Regions from separate parts of the Mus musculus genome. Here region 2 is linked to region 1. The links are chromatin loops, found by intact Hi-C in ENCODE. Cell type or tissue: left cerebral cortex. All regions are shown on one strand.

Region 1 (5,000 bases):
TAACAAAACAACAAGGAGGCTCTTTTAAAAAAGATGTACTTATTTTATTATTTTATGTGTATGAATGCTTTGCCTGTATGTATGCATGTGTACCATATGTATGCCTAGTGCCTGCAGAGGTCAGCAGAGAGTGTCAAATCACCCAGGAGTAGTTATAGATGGTTGTGAGCCACTGTGTGGGAGCTGGTAGCCAAGCCCAGGTCTTCGTGTTAAGAGCGACAAGTGCTTTAATAAACAAGCCTCCTCTCTAGCTCCTCTTTGTGCTTCCTAAGGCAACAGTGGACGACACATTTATGGCAGTGCCCTTTACCAAAAGATCTAAAGAACTTGGTGGGGGAGGGGAACAACTCATCTTCTAGACTCAAAATGAACATTTTCAATTTTTAAAATGTCTTCTCATCAAAAAAAAGTCAAATAAAACCAAGCTGGATATGGTGGTACACACATTCAAATACTATCACTTTGAAGGCAGAGGCAAGTGGATCTCTGAGTTTGAAGTCAGCCTGGTCTACATAGTGAGTTCCAAGACAGCCAGGGACTATAGAGAGAGAGAGAGAGAAAGAGAGGGAGAGAGAGAGAGAGAGAGAGAGAGAGAGAGAGACCCCATCTATAAAATAAATATTTTTAAAAGGAAACAAATGAGTACATACAAACTCCCCAAATTAATTTGGAGCAACGTAGTCAAGCTACTTATATAATGAAAAGACGTTTGTTTAGTACCTCTCAGGTACCAAATGTATAAATGCAGACGTGGATAAGGCAGAAGAAGACCACTGGGCAGGAAGCACCTAATGATGACATGGACAGTGAGGCTCTGGGTTAACCATAAAGTTTAATTCTGGGCCACACCTAAGTCAACCTGCAGATTCAATATTATAGTTACAGGTGACCAAAAGATATAACCTCATCTCCATAGCTGGTCTTAGTACTACAAAATAGGCAAACCTATTAAAGAATAAAAGCATTAAACGTTATAGAAAAGTTATTCCTTCTTTGAAAGTTAACTTTTCTTCTTTCTCCTTTTTTCCTTTTTTTTTTTTTTTTTTTTTTTTTGATAAGGTCTCATAAATCCCAGACAGGTCTCAAGCTTACCACGTAGCCAAAGATGACCTTGAACTTCTGATTCTCCTGCCTCTCCTGCCTCTCCTGCCTCTCCCTCCCACGTGCTAAGACTATAAGTGTTTGCACCCATACGTGGTTTATGGGTTTATGCCATGCTTTTAGGACTGAATCTGGGGCTTCATGTTATTATGCTGGGTTAGCACTCTTCTAAGTTACATTCCCAGCCCTGATGATTTTTTTTTTTTTGGTCTTGTTTTGTTTTAAGACAGGGTCTCACTGTACAGCCCTGGCTATATAAAATAGGCTGGTTCTGAACTCAGAGATCCACTTGTGTCTACCCCTGAGTGCTGGGATTAACGGTGTGCACCACGACAGCCCGCCTGATGGTAACTGCTTTTGAACAGTCTGTTCCAGCTCCCTTCGTTTTGTATGGGCAGTAAAACACTGGCCAAAGAATCAAGCTCTTTGCCATAGAGTTTACATGAAAAGCCACAAGAGAAGAATTACTTTTAAATTTGAGATTTCAGTGCTTTCATCAAAAAATGTGATTCAGATATGACTAGATTAACAATATGCCTTTCATTAAAAAAGCATATGGCATTACTTACCTTATTTTCAGTCTAATTTTGTTCACAACATCGTCAATGTTTGCCAGAGACTACAATAAAGAAAAGAAGATTGCTGGCTGTTAATGTCCTTGTTGGAATTTTCTTTCACAGAGAAATAATGCACTCAAGGGATGTTTGTGACACCTCAAGAAGTTTGATCTTGATAGCACATTTAATTCTTTTAAAAATCATCTTATTTTTTTAAAATGTTTTGGTTTGTGTACATGTGCACATGGTGTACATGTGTGTAGGCATGTATGTCCATTCTTTGAACACACAGATGCACAGGCCAGAGGGTGACATCAGGAGTCTTCCTCACTGCCCACCTTATGTACTGAGGTAGTGTCTCTCACACCCAAGGCTCACCGATCCACCTAGTCTTCCCTGCCAGCTTGCTCTGGAAACCCCTTGTCTTCACCTTCTGAGTGCTGAGAGTATAGGCAAGCCACCATGCCCAGCATCTACATGTGTGCTCAGGAACCAGACTCAGTCGCCACACTTTTTCACCCTCAGCAGTGCGTACTGAGCCATCTTCCCAGCCCCTAAGCATAGCTGACAAATACTATCTGTTCTCTTTTTGAAGCTTTATTGGAAGGCAGCCACATTAGTCAACTCCCATGTGGCTGTGGCTGCTCATGTACTGTGGTGGCAGAGCTGGGAAGCTGTACCGGGCACTGCGGGACCTATAAAGCTTAGAAGACTGTCTTGACCTTTATGGGAAGTTTGCTAACACAGGACATACAAGGTTGTGGCCTGGATGAGATGGTGCAAGCTTGTATTTCCAGCACTCAGGAGACAGAGCCAGGGGAGTCTCTTGAGTTCTAGGCTGGCCAGCACTACAAAGTGAGACCCTGCCTCGAAAGAAAAAAAAATATGACTATAAAACAAACTATAGAAAGACATGGGATGAATGGATACAGCCATACCAAGATGCCTAATTCTTACACACCACTGCTGGGGAAAGTCAGGAGCAAGGCTGCAGATGACACAACCCCACTGATGCAATCCCAAAGCAGGGGGGGGGCTACTTCTCACCCGAGTCCAACAGCAGCTCTCTGAGGAAGCAGTGGCTGACACAGCCAGAGAGGCTCACCGAGGACACTGTGTTAGTCCTCAGGGTCCTCCTTGAGTGATGGTGCCCTTCACCTGGGAAAGTTCATGAGTCTGCTCAAGCAAGCACAATGGTACACACCTGTAATGCCAGCACTCAGGAGTCTGAGGCAGGAGGATCACAAGTTTGAGTAGCAGTCTACTTAGTGAGTCTCTTTAAAAAAAAAAAAATCAGGCAGTGGTGGCTGAGTATTTGTCTATATTTTAATTCATCTCTACTGACTGCTATGGAATAGTGAAAACAAGCAAACCTCGAAAGAAAATACGGTGAAATGGTGCCCCCTGGTGGAAGATGGGAGGATGGTAATTTTCTAATTCCCTTGGCCTTTTCCCCAACAGATACTTTTTCTCAGGAGGAACTACGCTTAAAAATTAAAAATTGCTTCTGGCTCTCTGCTACAGGAGGAAGCCAGAAACCTTCCAGGAACAGACCTGAGATGCCACATTACCCTGTTCACACAACTTCCGCTAAGCCAAGGCTTACTCGGAATTTTCAGAAATCCAAGAATAGTCAGCCAGCGGTGAAAGTGAAATTCAGAAAAGAGAAGCTATTTTAATGAGGAAAACAACTCAGGTGGGGTGAACTTGTTCCTACTCTGTTATGTTAGTCCCTTCACAACTGGACTGTGTATGATTTAAATCACTGCCCATGTCAGAACAGCCAGTGAGTTATCCAGGACCACACACTCGTCCACTCTGCCACTGCCAACTCGCTGGAGGGCAGTTGTTCAACATCCCTGAGTTTCTAAGGAAAATGAGCATAACAGCTCCTGGCCTACTAACTCTGCTGGAGCCCTCTTTTTTTGTTTTGTTTTGTTTTGTTTTGCTTTTTTCGAGACAGGGTTTCTCTGTGTAGCCCTGGCTGTCCTGTCCTGACTCACTTTGTAGACCAGGCTGGCCTCGAACTCAGAAATCCGCCTGCCTCTGCCTCCTGAGTGCCGGGATTAAAGGCGTGCACCACCACGCCCGGCTTGGAGCCCTCTTAAAGCAACAGTAGTGAGAGTGTGTGTGTGTGTGTGTGTGTGTGTGTGTGTGTGTGTGTGTGCGCGCGCGCGCGCGCACGTGTGCACTTAAGTGCAGGTATGTGCACACAAGTACCACGGCTTGAGCACAAATCTCAAAGGACAGCTTGTGAGGGTCGGGTCTCTTCTGTTGTGTGAGTCCTGGGACTGAACATAAGTCCTCACATAGGTCCTCAGGCTTAGGGGCACGTGCCTTACCTGTTGAGCCTTCTACCAGTCTGTGTATATAGTCATTGTCTGTCTGTCTGTCTGTCTCTCTCTGTCCCCCTCCCTCTCTCTCCTCCCCTTTGTCTTTCTCTCTGTCTGTGTCTCTGTCTGTTTCTCTCTCTCTCTCTCTCTCTCTCTCTCTCACACACACACACACACACACACACACACGTTGACTTAAAAAATGTTTTAAGACCAGATGGTAGTGGCACACATCATTATCCCAGCACTCCTCAGAAAGCAGAGCCAAGCAGATCTCTAAATTCGAGGCCAGCCTGGTCTACAGAGCGAGTTCCAGGACAGCCAGGGCTACACAGAGACACCCTGTCTCAAAAGAAAAACAAAGTATTTGAGAAATCTGGATGAAGGCAGCCAGGAATTCTGCTTTGTTACCACACCTCTAAATGAGGGACATACAAGATAATATGTCTTACATACTCATGGATAACTATGTATATATCATATATAATTACACACTATAAGACTGTTTTAATTACAAGTATAAAATATTTATAAGGTATTTAAAATTGTCAAAACATATTCACAAGCAAAAATCTAGACAGTAAGAGCACGTAGTGAAATGCAGGCTTCCGCTTGCCCAGTTCCACCTGACTGCAGCTTCTCTTGAGCAGAAGCCATGGCTCCGAGCCAGCTTCTGGCTTACTTTCTCAGACAGTCTGAGTTAAAAGCACATCCAAGGATCAGCTGCACCAGGCCATTTCACTTAGCCATATGCCTGGGAGGCCATTCCACACCAATCAATCAATACTGATCAATACTGACTGCACTACAGTAGACATTTGATAATTTGCTAATTCAAGAAATGAATTACCTTTAGACAGGAAGGTCTTGGTTAAACTACATTATTCTCTCTCTCTCTCTCTCTCTCTCTCTCTCTCTCTCTCATTCTCCTCCTCCTCTTCTTCTTCATACAACATTGCTTTCTAAGAATCCCGAAAAATAATTATGCAGATGTGGAACTGCATTTTAA
Region 2 (5,000 bases), 400 kb before region 1:
ACGAGTATATATTCAGGCAAAAAAATTTTTTTTAAATAGTGAAGCTAAAAAAACCCAAAACAAGAAATTCTGACATGCAGGTGAGTTCAAGGTCAGCCAGGTCAGCATATGAGTTCCAGGACAGACAGGGCTACACATACAAACCCTGTCTTAAAAAAGCAAAAACAATGAATTAGAAATATTTAAAAACAAAAAAACCCTTTGGCCATCCAGCCTTAGAGCCTGATGCTGAGTTCATCCTTACTGTGAAGTAATACCTAATTCTGATTTGTTGTGAGGTTGGGTCTCATATTACTCAGGCTGGCCTGGGAATTCAGCCCAGGAGGGCTTTCAAGTTCCTCCATCTCCCGGGTGCTGGGAGGACAGGTGTGTCCTTGAGGACAAAACCTGGAGCCTATTTACTGAGAAGTGTTGTACCAACTGAGCTTTTACTCTAAGCCTGGCCATACAGGTGTCACTGTCACAAAGTTGGCTTCTCCAGAATGGACTTCTGTGTAGCCAGCAAACCTAAGTAATAAACAATGACTCTTGTTTTTGTTTTCCGGAGACAGGGTTTTTCTTCTTAGCCCTGGCTGATCTGAGGCCAGTTGGCTGGCCTCAGCCTCGGAGGTCTGCCTGCCTCTGTCTTCCAAGTGCAGAGTATTAAGTGTTTTTCCTGCGTGTTACTATGTCTGTGCAACAGGTATGTAAGCAAGTGTTCCTCCCTGAAGAATCTGATCCCTTCGGACTGAAGTTACAGGCAGTTGTGAGCTGCCATGTAGTTAAACAGAAGTCAGGTCTTGTGTAAGAACAATAGTTCTCTAAACTGCAACACATCTCCACCCAGTGCTTCATGAGCATATCCAAGTAAATTTGATACTGAAAAAACAAAACAACAACAAAAAAAACCCAACCTGTCTAGAGCTTCAGGAAGTACGGATCAAGAGTCGAAGGCCCGCCTGTAACCATGAGGTCATGGAGAAATCTGCTAAAGTCAAGAGGGGGCTTTTCAGAGTTTTAGAGCTGCTAAAAGCAGGAAAGGCTGTGAAGGTGATTAGCCCTTGCAAGGACAGTTGGTACTCCATTGCAAGGAGTCCCTGTCCCCTGAAGTGTGGGCTGATTTAGTAGCATCCCCAGAACATTTGGGTTCAGTAAAAAATAAATTTACATTTGAAATATTTTATGTGCCCTGGTGTTTTGTCAGTACTCGGCTTTCATTCCTTGCCCATCCCACTTAGCCACACTGGGCTCCTTGAGGTTCTTGACCATACCAAGCCTGCCCCTGTTCCAAGAGGCCACATCTGTTCCCTCCACCTAGAACATAACCTCAAGTATTCCATCCCAGTGCCCTCTCTGGCCTCCTCTAACTCATGTCTGTCCGTGGAGAAATCTGCCCCAGGTCAGCACTAATCCTGTACAAGCATTTTAACTCATTATTTTAACATTTTATTGTGTGTATAAGTGAGGGACAGGGAGGGAAATAGAGGGAGGTTGAGATACTGAGCGTGCAAGCTGGTTCAATTGTGTGGAGGTCAGAGGATAACTTTACACCTTAAAGCTTGATACAGGGACGATCTTATTTTTGGGTGTTTATTCTAGGTTAGTTGGCAGGAAGGCTCTGGGCAACTCCCCAATCCCCACTTCCCATATGGTCCCTGGGATTGCTGGGATTATTAATGTCACATCACATCCTGATTTGGGTGTGTGTGGGTGTGTGTTTGAAATGGTTTGCGTAGCCTTGGCTGTTCAACTTGTAGACCAGGCTGGTTTCAAACTCAGATCTGCCTGTCTCTTGAGTGCTGGAACTTATGGCCTTGGCCTCCACCACCTGCATATCCTGAATTTTTTGTTTGTTGGCTGTCCTGGAACTGGGTATGTAGACCAGGCTGGCCTCGGTCTGCCTCTGTCTCCCAAGTGCTGGGATTATAAAGGTGTGGGCCACACCAGAAAGTCTTGCCTTTTTGTCTTCCAGGGATCACGCTTAATCCTGAGGCTTGTGTGGCAGGTGCATCTGATCAGCCTCACATATTCAAACTTCTGAGCCTGTTTTTCCATAAGTAACCTAGGAGCCTGTTTCAAATGGAGAGTTGTAAATGAGAGGCAGGAGGATCATCACAAGTTGGATGCTAGACTGGTTTACAAATGCATTTCAAAAAACAAAAGTAAACGCCACATATAAGCCCCAGTTGTCTTTCGCTTGTTCCCCCCAGATCTTCCAAGGAGTTTCCCAAGCTAGTGCGACCTCAGTACGACGTTCTCATTTACTTTGATTATATATCGTTATAAATATTAACAAATAAGACTTAAAAAGGACACCTTTGGGAAGGTCAGACAAGATTACAAAAATTGTTTCGTGGCGCTGCAGTTTGAGGATGTATTCTGCAGTCGTCACGTGGCAGCAAAACTGTAAGCAGTGCACGAGTCCGTGTCGAGGACAGCCAGAGTCCATGCATCGGGAGATTCACTTGGCTGGAGAAGGACGGAGGGCAGGACGCTTGGCCCGAGCTCGGCGGGCGGGCGGGCGGGCGGGCGGGCCACGGAGGTGCAGTTCCTCATTTTTGCCACTAGAGGTCAGGAGGTCACTGACTCTGGGTTGGAAGACGGGACTGTTCAGGGATTGGCTAACGGTGGTGGAGGGCGGGGCAGAGACCAGGACGCGAGGTGGATGATGGGCATCAAGAGAGGCCCTGGTTACTGACAGTACTTTGGAATGACCTTTGTTTTTGGTATCAAATTTCCTCTTTGCAACGCTGATGAGCCAGAAGGAAGATACTCGTTTGGAATGAAAGACTGAACTGATTCTGAAACTTCTCAAAGGACCTTTTCCCTTTAGTAGAGATGTAATGTACTGGGGATTTAGAAACGTTCCAGGATCCGGGAAAGTTCCATCACTTTTTAGTGGCCATCACTTTTTAGGTGGCTAGAAGCCCTGCTTCCCACCCTGCCTGTCCCTGGGATTGGCAAGGATCATCATTGAGTCCCAAACCCACTTACTGCCTGGTGCAACAGGGATCCAGGTTTCTTGTCCACCTGAGCCACCTGTTCTTTTGATGAGCTTCAGTCACCTCAGGTATAATAAACATTTAGGTATAATAAACATTTCTGTATCGTCGGGGGGTTTCTAAACTCCTCTCTGAACAAAGCACCCCAAAAGGCAAAATCTGAGTTACTCAGAGCTCAACCAGGTGCACTTAAATATCTGCTCCTGTTTCTAGCTGTATGGGGAAAACATCAGGCCGGTCCCCCAAGTTCCTTGACCTCAGGCTGGGGGTGGGACAGCTGAGTTCCAGGGCTTGGCTGTAGCCTTTGGCAAATCCTAAATGGCACAAATGATTTCAAAGCCAGCTAGAGGGTGAGGTGGCTGACAATAACAAGACTTCTCTGTAAGAGACCTCACTAAGCCCCATTAACTCCGGAGAGAGGGACCTGAGAGTCCTTGTCCTCAGATAGTCAAAAGGCTTGGAGTTTTTGCTTCAGCCCTTCACACCGTGGTGGCCCTGGAAGTTTATCAACAACTCTGGAGCCATCTCATTTATAAAATGGGTTGACCATGCCTCCCACCACACAGGATGGTGAAGATTCAATAAGAAGGCGTTTGCCAATTCAGTAACAGGCGACACCTTTTAAAGAGGGAAACCCAGTCTCTTACAAGCAACAGGTGGCTTGGTGCTGTGGAGAGCTAGAGACCTATTTTCCCTGCCAACTAGGGAAGGCTGGTGAGCACTGTGGATTGGAATCATGTTCTGGGACCCCGAGTTCTTATTTCAGCTGTAGGAGGGTTCTAGGCTTAGGGCAGGACCCCAGTGTCTTATCACTCAGTGATGGATTGAGGAAAATGGGGCTCTGAGATGATGGTGGAACTCCTTGGTTCCCTGTTCCCCCTGTGCTCCTGAATCCCAGTTGGCAGGAGGCAGTTGGGAGCTTCAAGACTGACCAGTGTCCTACCCTTTCCTAGAAACTGAGGCCAGAGTTCTCAGCTCCTGAGGGCAGAACCCCCATCCCTCCACCTTCCCCCAAACAAGGCTTTCTATTTTCCACTGCTGGTCCTGACTGTCTTGATAGGGCCAGGATGCCATAGGTAGCCGTGAAGGACCTAACACCAGCTTGAGCTGAGGGGATGAAGAAGGGAGGGACAGGTGGGCAGGAGGGATGCTTGCTTCTTTCCACATTAGTAGGATCCCTTTCTCATTCCCCTGAAGCTGACTGGGAATTTACGCTGAGAACAGGAGCAGTGTGCATTGAGACCCCTTGGGAGCAAGATCAAATGGGAGAGCTTGGGTTTGAACATTGTTTCCCAAGTGCTTGTACACATCCCTAAGCCTAGCTCCTGCCTAAAAGCCCAATGCTGCCCTAGCGCAACCCTAGGCCCCCATGGCTCCCTGTCCCCTGGTACCCTCTTTCAGGCCTCCTCTTTTCTGTATTTGGTTTTCTCCTAGCTTTCAAGCCACAGCTGGGTTTTCAAGACTGTGCTGAGCCCTGACTCTCATGGGATGCCTTCCTTGCCCTCCACCCTTCAGCAGTCAGCAGTACCCACAGCCCCTGCAGACAACTGGCTGGTTCTGGTATGCTGCACCCCTTTGTAGCAATATGTGCACCCAGATGCCCTGCTAGAGTGGGAATCCCCGTCCCAGAGGCTCACGGAGTCTATCTGCCCATCAATGCACAAGCAAGTTGGAAGCTCTGGCTGGCTACATTGTCTGTCCTGGAGTCCTGGGCTCTGCCTGCCCATTGTCCTCCCTGTAGTCTCCAGGCAGCCAGAGTACCCCCATTTCTGGGCTTGCAGCAGGGCTCCACCCCTCACCTCCAATAGGTCCTCACTGTAGATAGCCCTTCCTCTGGATGGAGCTGAGGCTGAGGATTCCCCCAGCTCTGGCCAGCTTGGATGCCCAGGGAGCTGGAACAGGTATCATGTTGTGTTTTCCTGTCCCTCTGAGGGAGGCTGGGTGCTCTTGGCCTCCTAGCAGGGGCTGCACTGTCTATGTCCGAGCAGACAACTTGGATCTTGCCCTTGGCGGCAGCTG

The links. Hi-C counts contacts between places; a loop is a spot of excess contacts. Peaks named below come from ENCODE experiments on the same cell type or tissue, not always from the same donor. Only the 100,000 strongest peaks of a DNase experiment are listed, where the experiment ranks them.
Region 2: a loop joins it to region 1, with 4 times the contacts of the local background. A loop is called at or near these places in 7 of 42 quality-filtered maps.

The regions. Positions count from the first base shown.
Region 1 is chr11:76,164,529-76,169,528 of GRCm38, forward strand. It overlaps Vps53 (VPS53 GARP complex subunit), which reads right to left. Exons shown (of 22, transcript NM_026664.4): 3 at 1,671-1,720. The region is part of intron 2 of Gm46252 (a long non-coding RNA gene); the gene reads left to right. Among named protein-coding and RNA genes, the nearest start is that of Vps53, 13 kb to the right of the region's middle. In left cerebral cortex, a CTCF peak has its summit at 3,073 (motif pointing left); DNase peaks (open chromatin) are centred at 3,058 and 4,654.
Region 2 is chr11:75,766,868-75,771,867 of GRCm38, forward strand. Doc2b (double C2, beta) reads right to left here. Exons shown (of 9, transcript NM_007873.3): 9 at 1,403-5,000. Among named protein-coding and RNA genes, the nearest start is that of Gm12339, 26 kb to the right of the region's middle. In left cerebral cortex, a CTCF peak has its summit at 2,555 (motif pointing right); DNase peaks (open chromatin) are centred at 1,671 and 2,592; H3K4me3 peaks cover 638 bases; H3K27ac peaks cover 359 bases.